Linked DNA regions of Homo sapiens: region 2 is linked to region 1. Evidence: chromatin loops called from intact Hi-C (ENCODE). Cell type or tissue: prostate gland. All regions are shown on one strand. Each heading gives the region's core, and the rest is flanking DNA. Links, peaks and the distances in the headings are about the cores only.

The links. A loop is a pair of places that touch in the nucleus more often than their neighbours do. Peaks named below come from ENCODE experiments on the same cell type or tissue, not always from the same donor. Only the 100,000 strongest peaks of a DNase experiment are listed, where the experiment ranks them.
Region 2: a loop joins it to region 1, with 3 times the contacts of the local background. A loop is called at or near these places in 2 of 110 quality-filtered maps.

The regions. Positions count from the first base shown.
Region 1 is chr21:17,488,848-17,494,234 of GRCh38, forward strand. No RefSeq gene overlaps it. Among named protein-coding and RNA genes, the nearest start is that of CXADR, 22 kb to the right of the region's middle. In prostate gland, for the core only: no CTCF peak of the experiment used is centred there; DNase peaks (open chromatin) are centred at 3,394 and 4,104.
Region 2 is chr21:17,551,572-17,556,958 of GRCh38, forward strand. It overlaps CXADR (CXADR cell adhesion molecule), which reads left to right. Exons shown (of 7, transcript NM_001338.5): 3 at 178-382. Among named protein-coding and RNA genes, the nearest start is that of CXADR, 41 kb to the left of the region's middle. In prostate gland, for the core only: a CTCF peak has its summit at 3,248 (motif pointing left); no DNase peak of the experiment used is centred there.

The sequences.
Region 1 (5,387 bases), core at 290-5,289:
AAAATGAAAACCACCTTCTATGTCAATACTGATCATTCAAATGTAGCCATGCTATCTAACTGTATTACACACTAGGGATCTTATAATGAATTTCATTTTCTACTAAATTGATTAAATTAAGGCCTGTTGATTTACTCCAGGAGAACAAAAAACTTGTTTGTTCCCTAATATCTATAATAGTGTCCATCACATATTTGGTGTGAAAAATAAATTATATAAAAAGTTATTTATTTTTTAAATAGGCAATGCATGCATATACAAATTCAAAAGATAGAAAAGGATATATAGTGAAAATTTAATTTTTGTTTCCTCATCTCCCAGCCAACAACTCTCTTCCTCAGAAGCAATCACTGTTATCAGTTTTTTTCTATCTTTCAGAAAAAATCATATGCATTTTAACATACACACACACAAACATATTTCACAGAAATTGTGTTATATGATAAAGTTTTGTAACTTACTTTTTTCCCATTTAACAGATGTTCTTGATGTATTATTTCACAAAGAGAAAAATATTAACATTTCATAAAAAGCTGCCTCAATGAAGGACATTTTGTATTTTTTGCCTAGTCAATATGAAAACTTAGTCATTGATAAAACTATTTCTACCTTCTAATGAGAATTTTAAAAACTATAAACATGATTTTTTAAAAAAAAATTGAGTTTCCAAAAAGAAAGGAAAGAAGATTAATCCAGAAACTCCACATCTTCCTGGATTGGAGGGTACCCTATCGTTCAAAAATTCTTCCAGAGTATCATATGTTTCAGATGGATTCAAGCAGAATATTTTTTCAAAGATCAGTAAGCGGTGCACTTAGAAGAGAAACAGCCTCTCTACATCTAAGACTGTGAGTATTAAAAGCCACATGTAGAAAGCACCTGCCTAACATAGAGCCAAACCAAATACAAGCAGAGCCAAAGGAACTGAGTCATGATGTGATCATTTGAACTTCTGGATTCAGCTAGGCCTGAAGCAGGGCCAGGACTAGGGTGAAGTAAGCGAGGCATTAATTTGAGGGGCAAATTTTAAAGGGATGCAAAGAAACCTCAGTAATAAAAGAAAATACAGTATTTTCTTTTTTATAATAAAAATATTTTAATTCTTTATTTCAATAAAATATATTATTCCCTCCTATTTGTCAGAACATGAACATAGAAAATATTTCCAATAATACTTTTAAGAATCAAAATTAATGCCCAAAAAATCCACAAGGAAAAAAACACCATTATTTGTTTATTTATTTCATTTATTTATTTTTTTTTAGACAGAGTCTTGCCTCTCTGTCACCCAGGCTGGAGTGCAGTGGCGCAATCTCGGCTCACTGTAACCTCTGCCTCCTGGGTTCCAGTAATTCTCCTGCCTCAGAATCCAGAGTAGCTGGATTACAGGCATGCACCACCATGCCTGGCTAATTTTTTTGTATTTTTAGTAGAGATGGGGTTTTGCCCTGTTGACCAGGCTGGTCTCGAACTCCTGAGCTCAGGTGATCTGACTGCCTCGGCCTCCCAAAGTGCTGAGATTACAGGCATGAACCACCACGCCTGGCCCAAAAGTACTAATTAAAAAATATATATTATTATTATTAAGTTCCGGGGTACATGTGCAGGTTTGTTACATAGGTAAATGTGTTCCACGGTGGTTTGCTGCACCTAACAACCCACCACCTAGGTATTAAGCCCAGGATGCATTAGCTCTTTTCCCTAATGTTCTCCCCCAAAACTCACCCTCCCTTGACACGCCCCAGTGTGTGTAGTTCCCCTCCCTGTATCCATGTGTTCTCATTGTTCAGCTCCCACTCACAAGTGAGAACATGCAGTGTTTGGTTTTCTGTTCCTGTGTTAATTTGCTGAGGAGGAGGCTTCCAGCTTCACCCACATCCCTGCAAAGGACATGATCTCGTTCCTTTTTATGGCTGCATAGTATTCCATGATGCATATGTACCACATTTTCTTTATCCAATCTATCATTGATGGACATTTGGGTTGGTTCCAAGTCTTTGCTATTGTGAATAGTGCTGCAATGAATATATGCATGCATGTATCTTTATAATTGAATGATTTGTATTCCTTTGGGTATATACCCAGTAATGGGATTGCTGGGTCAAATACTAATTTTTTTTTTTTTTTTTTGAGATGGAGTCTCGCATTGTGGCCTAGGCTGGAGTGTCATGTGCGATATTGGCTCACTGCAACCTCCACCTCCTGGGTTCAAGCAATTCTCCTGCCTCAGACTCCTGAGTAGCTGAGATTACAGGTGCCCACCACCACGTCGGGCTAATTTTTTATATTTTTAGTACTGATGGGGTTTCACTATGTTGGCCAGGATGGTCTCGAACTCCTGACCTTGTGATCCGTCCACCTCAGCCTCCCAAAGTGCTGGGATTACAGGCATGAGCCACCATGCCTGGCTAATTTTTAAATGAAAACAGGATCTTAGTCTGCACTTACATGAGTTTACCTTACTTGGCCTCCCTCTAATCCCAGCTCTGAGACATTCTGGTTATTACATGAGCAGATAATTTCTATACATTTTATTTTTACTTAAGTTAATTTTAGCTGAATTTCTGTCATTTGAAATTGAGAAAACCCTGCGTAAAGGATCAATTCCCAATGCTACTGTAAGCATTACATGATTTCATACATGTGTAGTTCTTAGGAAAGGCTTGGTGCATGTATAAATGCAGATTATTATGGCTATTGTTACTGCAATTTCATTTCACCGCCTCTACCATCCTAAAATACTCCAAACTCCTACAAAAATTTATTGCAGATATGCAAAATTGTAAAAGCAGCCCTGTTTGCGCAGATCCCGTGGGACAACCCCATGTGTTGTGCTGTGTATCCCCTATGCGTGGGTACTGAGGTTAAGCTTCCAATGGGCTGCTCCTGGCCAGGGACCAAGTGTGGCAGGGAAACAAAGGCAGACCCATTTTTCACCTGGTGATTCTGGCTTGAGGATTCCGCATCAACCTGGACAAAACTTTCTTAGAACTGCACTGCAGTCTAAGACATCCTACTCATTCTTCCTTCCTGCCCTCTCTCCATCCCAGGGATGAGATCAGCATTGCATCTGAAGCTCTCTCAACCCTCCTTTTTTCTGCTCAATTTTCCTTCACAAGTGTTTTCTCCAAGAAATTTCTCACACTTCAAATCCTGTCTTGACATCAGTTTCTAGAAAGACCAGAACTAACATTTGTTGATAATCTCTCTTTCTATTCCGGTGTGTACATTTCTTTCTAAATAACTCAGAACTATCAAACTTGGTACACACACACAAGCACACACGCTCATGTTCCTAACCAAAGGCTAAAACTCCTCGGCCATCAGGTCGGCCTTAGGGACTTGGTGGTGGTACTTAGGGGAAGTCAGGCTGTGGTTAAAACAGACTTACCAGGAACCACAAGCACTGGCAGATTATCAAGAAGCTGAATCACGGACCGTTACAAGAAGCTGAATCATGGATAGTTATTCCTCCTGATTCTTGTGTGGGTGTTTTTTTTTGTTTTGTTTTGTTTTTGTTTTTTACTGTAATTTAATCAGTCAAGAAATAGAAAAAAATTCAAGTATTTTCTAGCTTAATTTTCTGAAATACCTAGATGCCTCGAACCCTCAAATTAGAACTTCTAGTACATAAGCCATAGCTCCGATCTCCCACTGCTCACCTCTGGTGACGCAGGCACCACATGGGAACAACGTAGGCCAAACACTTTGCCACCACTTATTTTCCTTTAAGGGAGTGAGGAATTCTCCTTCAAGAGAGTGAGAAATTCTCCTTCACTTACTAACCACTAATTGGTCTCTGACAGGATTAGCAGGTCCTCTTGAGAAACAAAAACACAGAATTCTTGTATCTTCAAAGGTTGTTTTATGATATCTCCCTTAACCAGCACCTGATTTAAAAAAGGTTTTATCTATGCAGTTGAACCAGACTCCTGCCTGTCTAGCCCATGAGGGTATACCAGAACCCAGGGACCTAGTACCATAATCCCCACCAGTGGGTCATTAGGTGTTAAGATACAGCCAAGCCACAAACAATGTCCAGTGATTCCCAAGCCACCACACAGAGAACATCTGCATGCTGCAACAGGCAAGGCGTACGCCAGCCCAGAAATCTTACCAGTAAACCAAAAAGCCTCCTGCTTTACCTGGGCAGGTACAGTGGACTGTATTTACTGGTTTTATGATGCTGCCTTTGTTCCAAGGTCATGATGACATCATAGCACTTGCAGGTATTGTTTCCCAATAATGGTTCATTTTACTAGGTACTGGGAATCTTCCTCCCATGGCCATCCATACTACTATGCTACAAACTGATAACTGTTATTGCTTCTAGAGAAAGTCTAGGTGACTGACAGTCAGGCATAAGAAAAGATTTTTTCCTTTTTTTTTTTTTTTTAAAGTAGAGACAGGGTTTTGCCATGTTTCCCTGACTGGTCTGGAACTCCTGACCTCAAGTGATCCACCTGCCTTGGCCTCCCAAAGTGCTGGGATTACAGACGTCAGCCACTGTGCTCGGCTACAATTGTTTACTTTTAAATCCTCTACTGAAGTTGGAGCCACATAATTGCATCACCTACTCAAAAAAGAAATAAACTAAAATAACATAGAAGTTGTGCTATTCCCACAGAAATTTTAGATGGCCTTACCAGTATCAGAGCAGGGTTCACAATTTACACAATGATGAAAGATACTATTCTTCAGTCTCTAGGGCTTTCTCCGGCATAAAACTTTTCCAGTGATATTTTAGTTTTCTACCACCTGCCACGTGAACACCTGGGTCTCTCTCCTTCACACCTCTGAGGCCTGCTAAAAACGTCATCCATTCTTCCATCAAAAACAGTGTTTCAATGTAAACATGGAGTCTATCATTTGGATCTCATGATACCTTCTGTCCAGGGTTGATAATTCCTGGCTGGCCCCAAACACCCTGTACTCACCTTCTGTATTAGCCTGTTTTTGCATTGCTATAAAGAAATACCTGAGGCTGGGTAATTTATAAAGAAAGCTGGTTTATTCTGGCTTATGGCTCTGCAGGCTATTCAGGAAGCATGATGCCAGCATCTATTTCAGGTGAGGGTCCCAGGAAGCTTACAGTTATGGCCAAAGGTGAAGGCAGAGGTGGCACATCACATGGTGAGAGAGGGAGAAAGAGAGAGAGGAGGAACCAGGCTCCTTTAAACAACCAGCTCTCGCTTGAACTGAGTGAGAACTCACTTATTACCAAGGGAAGGGCATTAATCCATTCATGAGGGATCTTCCCCAACGATCCAATCACCTCCCACTAGGCCCCACCTTCAACACGGGCGATTACATCTCAACATGAACATGAGATTTGGAGGAGACAGACATCCAAACCATATCAACTTCTAATATGCTAAGACAAAGTA
Region 2 (5,387 bases), core at 261-5,260, 63 kb after region 1:
CCATTTTCTCGTTCTGTGGTTTGGGTAGTTTTATGTTTCCCCATAATACTGTGTTCTTCTTTTTCTTTTCTGGGAGGGGGCGTTCTGTAGCAGCAGGTGTATCCAGGGCTCCTTTAAGAGACAGTTTTTTTTGTGTGTGTTTGTTTTTCCTCCTGTCTAATTTTGGCTTTCTTTTAGATTATTTTATATTCTGGAGACAAAATTTATGATGACTACTATCCAGATCTGAAAGGCCGAGTACATTTTACGAGTAATGATCTCAAATCTGGTGATGCATCAATAAATGTAACGAATTTACAACTGTCAGATATTGGCACATATCAGTGCAAAGTGAAAAAAGCTCCTGGTGTTGCAAATAAGAAGATTCATCTGGTAGTTCTTGGTAAGTTATTTTTATTTGTGTTAACGGGTTACTGAGTAAGAGAATGATTAGTCATAGTACTGTAGTAGCAGCACTTGTATAAAATAAAGCTTAATTTTTTAGAATAACAATTTTAAACACTTGAAGTACTTCTATGTTGGATAGCATCAAATATAAAACTAGCTTTTGGTTTTGGATAGGAAAAGTAAGAAGTGATCAACTTCTTTGTGAAATTCATAAGAGTTTGAAAATAAGTGAACGAGTATTATGGTATGGAGGAAGAACCCTAAGCTAGGAGTTAGGAGATCTAGGGTTTTTGCCTTGTCCTCAGAATTTGCCCTGAGAATTATGTAGAACCATGTTTCTATGATGAATAATTTAAGCATTTAGAATGGAGATGAAGAAATATGGAAGAAGGAATATTGAATTCAAGTAAGGCCATTAGGCATCACATAGTATTTAAGCTTCTTGGCATCACTGTTTTTCATCATTAAAGTGAGGAGATGAGACATTCACTGATATCTTATAGCCCTCTCTGTAATAGTTAATAGGGAGGTAGTGTAAACTGCTTTGTAAACTGCCAAAGACTACAGAGTTTATTATCCTTCTCTAGATTCTGTGATAATGTCTACAAGCACTCTTAATCCCTTCAAATTGAGAAACTGAAAGATAATAGTTCATAAATATACTTCTAAAACCATACTGTGGTAAGCTTTACACAAAATGTACATTGGCTACCATGTAGAAAAACATAGCTGTCTAGCTCTCTGCTTAATGACAGTAAATTCCCCTGTCCTCATGTTTTAGGGGACACTTGGGGATTGACTTTCATAGGAAAAGCTGATGCTAGAATTGTCTAGCATGACTGGAAATAACTGATCAGGGCAGGCCTCCCACATCAACATTTACCTCATTCCTTCTGTTTAGAGAACTGATTAGGGGTGGGGTAGAATATTCTAAAGAATACTCTTTATTTTAATTTTAATTTAATTTAATATTATTTTATTTGAGATGGAGTCACACTCTGTTACCCAGGCTAGAGTGCAGTGGCACAATCTCTGCTCACTACAGCCTCTGCTTCCCAGGTTCAAGTGATTCTCTTGCCTCAGCCTCCCAAGTAGCTGGGATTACAGGCATGCACCACCACGCCTGGCTAATTTTTGTATGTTTAGTAGAAACAGTGTTTCACCATGTTGGCCAGGCTGGTCTCAAACTCCTGACCTCAGGTGATCCACCCACCTCGGCCACCCAGAGTGCTGAGATTACAAGAATACTCTTTAGGAGAGCAATGTTCAAGATGACTTGGGCACCCAACACTTAACTACTCCTCCTACAAGTAGACCCAGCACTTAACTATTACTCCTAGAGACTAGGAACAAGAGTGGGGATTTTTGTGTACCTTCATGGCAAATTCATGCATTGTCTTGGTAGATAGACTCTGCTGGCAGCATCATTGAATGGGGACCTGAAGAGGTCCTGGTGAAATGCATCATTCTGAATCGCACTAACTAAAAATGTTTCTTGTGGTGTGAAAGTAAGTCAATCTAAAAAAGGAACCAGGAAAAGGAATATGGTAATGTTGGAAATTTGAATTTTCTGTGTCTTCATTGAGTAAACATGGAGTAACTTTTCTTTGTTATAAATGTATAAGCAAGTGAAAGATTAACACCTGGTCCGAATTCTTTTTTTTTTTTTTTTTTTCTTTTTGAGACCAAGTCTCGCTCTGTCACCCAGGCTGGAGTGCAGTGGCATGATCTCGGCTCACGGCAACCTCCGCCTCCTGGGTTCAAGCAATACTCTTGTCTTGCCGTCCTGATTAGTTGGGACTACAGGTGCCCGCCACCACACCTGGCTGATTTTATTTTTGGTAGAGACGGGGTTTCACCATGTTAGCCAGGATGGTCTCAATCTCCAGACCTCGTGATCTGCCTGCCTTGGCCTCCCAAAGTGCTGGGATTACAGGTGTGAGCCACCGCACCCAGCTACCTGGTCTGAATTCTTATCACAGACCCAGGAATTCCTGAGATTATAACCCTGACTATACTTTCTTCCAACACTGCTCTCTAGGAACTATTAAGTTGGAAGATGTATACGGAATATTAACTGGTTCATGATATGCGAAGCAGAAGATATTTGATTATCGGAATTATTTATTGTGAAACCCCTGTTTGATGGGACAGTTACACTGGGATTAATGGGGTTGGCACATATTCCCAGAAGAGTTGTGGACAAGCATGTTTGTGTGTTTGTGTATTGTCTGGATCCTGTGGGACCAGGTTCAGGGTCACATTTGCAGTTCTCAACTGAAGAGAACATTACAGCAGAACATGTCCCAAAAAGGAACCTGAGTTGGGTGGTAGGGGATGGCACATGATGTGGCTCAGTTCACTCATGGCAGGAGCCGTGACTGCCCGGCAGTAGGAATGGCCTTTTTATATTAAACTTTGAACCCCAGCATGTCCTAAGAATGGGTAAGTGGGAAGCATTGACACAGTTCACCCTGAGTTACTCCTGGGGAGAATTTTATAGCCAAGTCAGCCTTCAGTTCAAACCAAGGAGGGGGAGAGGGGATAAACTGGGGATGAGAGGAGAAAGCAGGGAAGTGATTGCCGAAGAGAAGTAGGGACGACTGGAACTCTGATCTGGACGAGGTTGTGTCAGAGCCAGAGAATTCCTTGTAGCTTTTTCTTCCATGTTTTTAGATGAGTCGTGACTGCTGCTGGGAGAAACCACCAGAATTATATTCTCTCGAAGGTGAAAATTAATTGGATTGAAGCTTATCTGTTAGTTTTGCCTGGAAATTCTGCCTGGATTATCTGGGGCAAAAGATAAGATGAAGTGCCCTCTAGTGACCCAACTAAGTGGTGGTCACTGGAGCTCATTTGATTGACTGATAGTGGCTCTGTCTAATGCTTTGGTTCTTTTGTGGGAAATCTGAAGTAGTTGCCATCATGGCATTCACAGGGTAATGGCAGTGCATTCATTGAGCTTGTGTGTTATGTGGCCGTTAACCCACAGAGATGATTGATAGTCGTCTGGATGTGAGGGGCAGCATGTTGCTGTAGCTTGCTCCATTGCCGTGCCTGCCTTGCTCTTTCAGACACAGCAGAAGCTCTTGTGGATGCAGCTCAGTAAAGAAGCAGAAGTGGGAAATGATAACAAAGAGAGTTGATAGAAGGTTACTGTTGTGGCCATATATCACGGGCACCTTCCCCTGGAGCTCTGGAAGGGCCTGTTTATTGAAACCTTTTGGTATAAAGAGACAGAGTTGTTTTGAAGAGCAGAACATGCACAGTTAACAATTCCTGGACATATATGGTATACTCCCACTGCACCATGCCACAGTGGCAGCAGCAAGTGTAGTGGCTCAGTCATCACTGGCCTTAAAGGTCCTAAGGGATTTGCAAACCATTGATACTGGGCACGGCCCCTCACTACTTTTTATTTTACAATAATTTTTAGTTTTATGGAAAAGTTGCAAAAATACAAGGAAGTTTCTGAGAGTGGATCCATCATCTAATTTCCCCTAATGTTAACATCTTACAAAATCATATTATAATTATCAAAACCAGGAAATTAACACTGATACAATACTATTAACTAAATTACAGACCCAGTTTGAATTTTACTGTTTTCCGGTAATGTCCTTTTTGTACTAGGATTGCATCTAGAATCCACATGGCATTTATATCTCCTTAATCTCCTCCAGTCACGTCTGGGGGCACATGATGTCATGTCTTATTGTTAATCGTGATCGCTTGGTTTAAGTTTTATCTGATGGGCTTCTCCACTCTAGAGTTATTATTTTTCCCTCTATAATTAAAAAATGTCTTGGGGGAGCTACTTCGAGACTATGCAGATATGTTATTTCTTATTTAACTTTTGCCTATTGATTTTAGCATCTATTGATAGATTTTGCCTGGAGTCAGGGTATTTTTGAACCAATAAGAAATTATATTTCTTGGAAGGATGACATCATGATAAAAGTATCCCCTGTCTCATGTAGGGATTTAGAGATTATTTCCAGTAGACTGGTGCAGCCACTAGCAGGAAAAGATGATGAAGGAATACGTGTATGGAACAGAGCATTACTAAATTGGTGGGATACCATGTCCAACTACAACTTGATGGTCACATACCCATATCTGAGAAGGACTGTTGTTTGTGTTAGTGATCATGGAAGCAGATGTTCTGAGGACAGCGGCCAGTATGTGGGAAGTCCAGACCAAAGAAACATTTAGGAGACAAGACTTTATTCGTGCTCTCTTTGTGGTTTTCTTCTGTTCCAGCAGAGTACCATGGGTTAAGAATTAATCTTCCTCGTAGTGTAATGGTTGGATGTTGGCATGTAAAAGACTTGTACTTCCTCTTCCCAGTGGAAAGCAGGTGGGCCACTCCAAAGTGTCATTCAGAAACCTGTGTTGGTAGAATCTTGTTTTATTGTGGACGGGTTGTAGTGAGGCCCTGAATTTCCTAGCAGCTATTTTAAATAACTATCCGTTATTAGATATGTTTAGATTGCTGGTTATATGGGAGAAAATGGATATAGAAAGGATGAGCGTTAGAGTTAGAATACCATATTACCCATAGATGTTTGATGCACAAAGCATTGCATCAGTTATTTATTTGCTGGTAATTTATTCTAATAAAGGATTTATTGGTAGTTTGAAGAACTGGAAGAGAACAAGGCTCATTTCATTGAAGACTCCCAGAATGAAATAATTTGCAAAACTTATTTAAAAGTCCAATTGATGTAGTCTCCAGAGCACCTGGTCAGATTGAAAAATAAACAGATTTGTTTGGAAAAATCAACAGTGCAGTTAAATATGTGTTGACCCTTATTTTAAAAATGTAAGTAGGAGCAGATGAAGGGGAATACAATTAAATTTGTTAAGGAGTTACTAAGAAAGAGTAAGGTCATGGTTGATAACCTTAGTTGAAGATACCCCACTGAATATGATAAATCATGTTGAGCCAGTTTTGGGAAACAATTTGACAATTTCTTACAGTGTTAAAATATGTACAG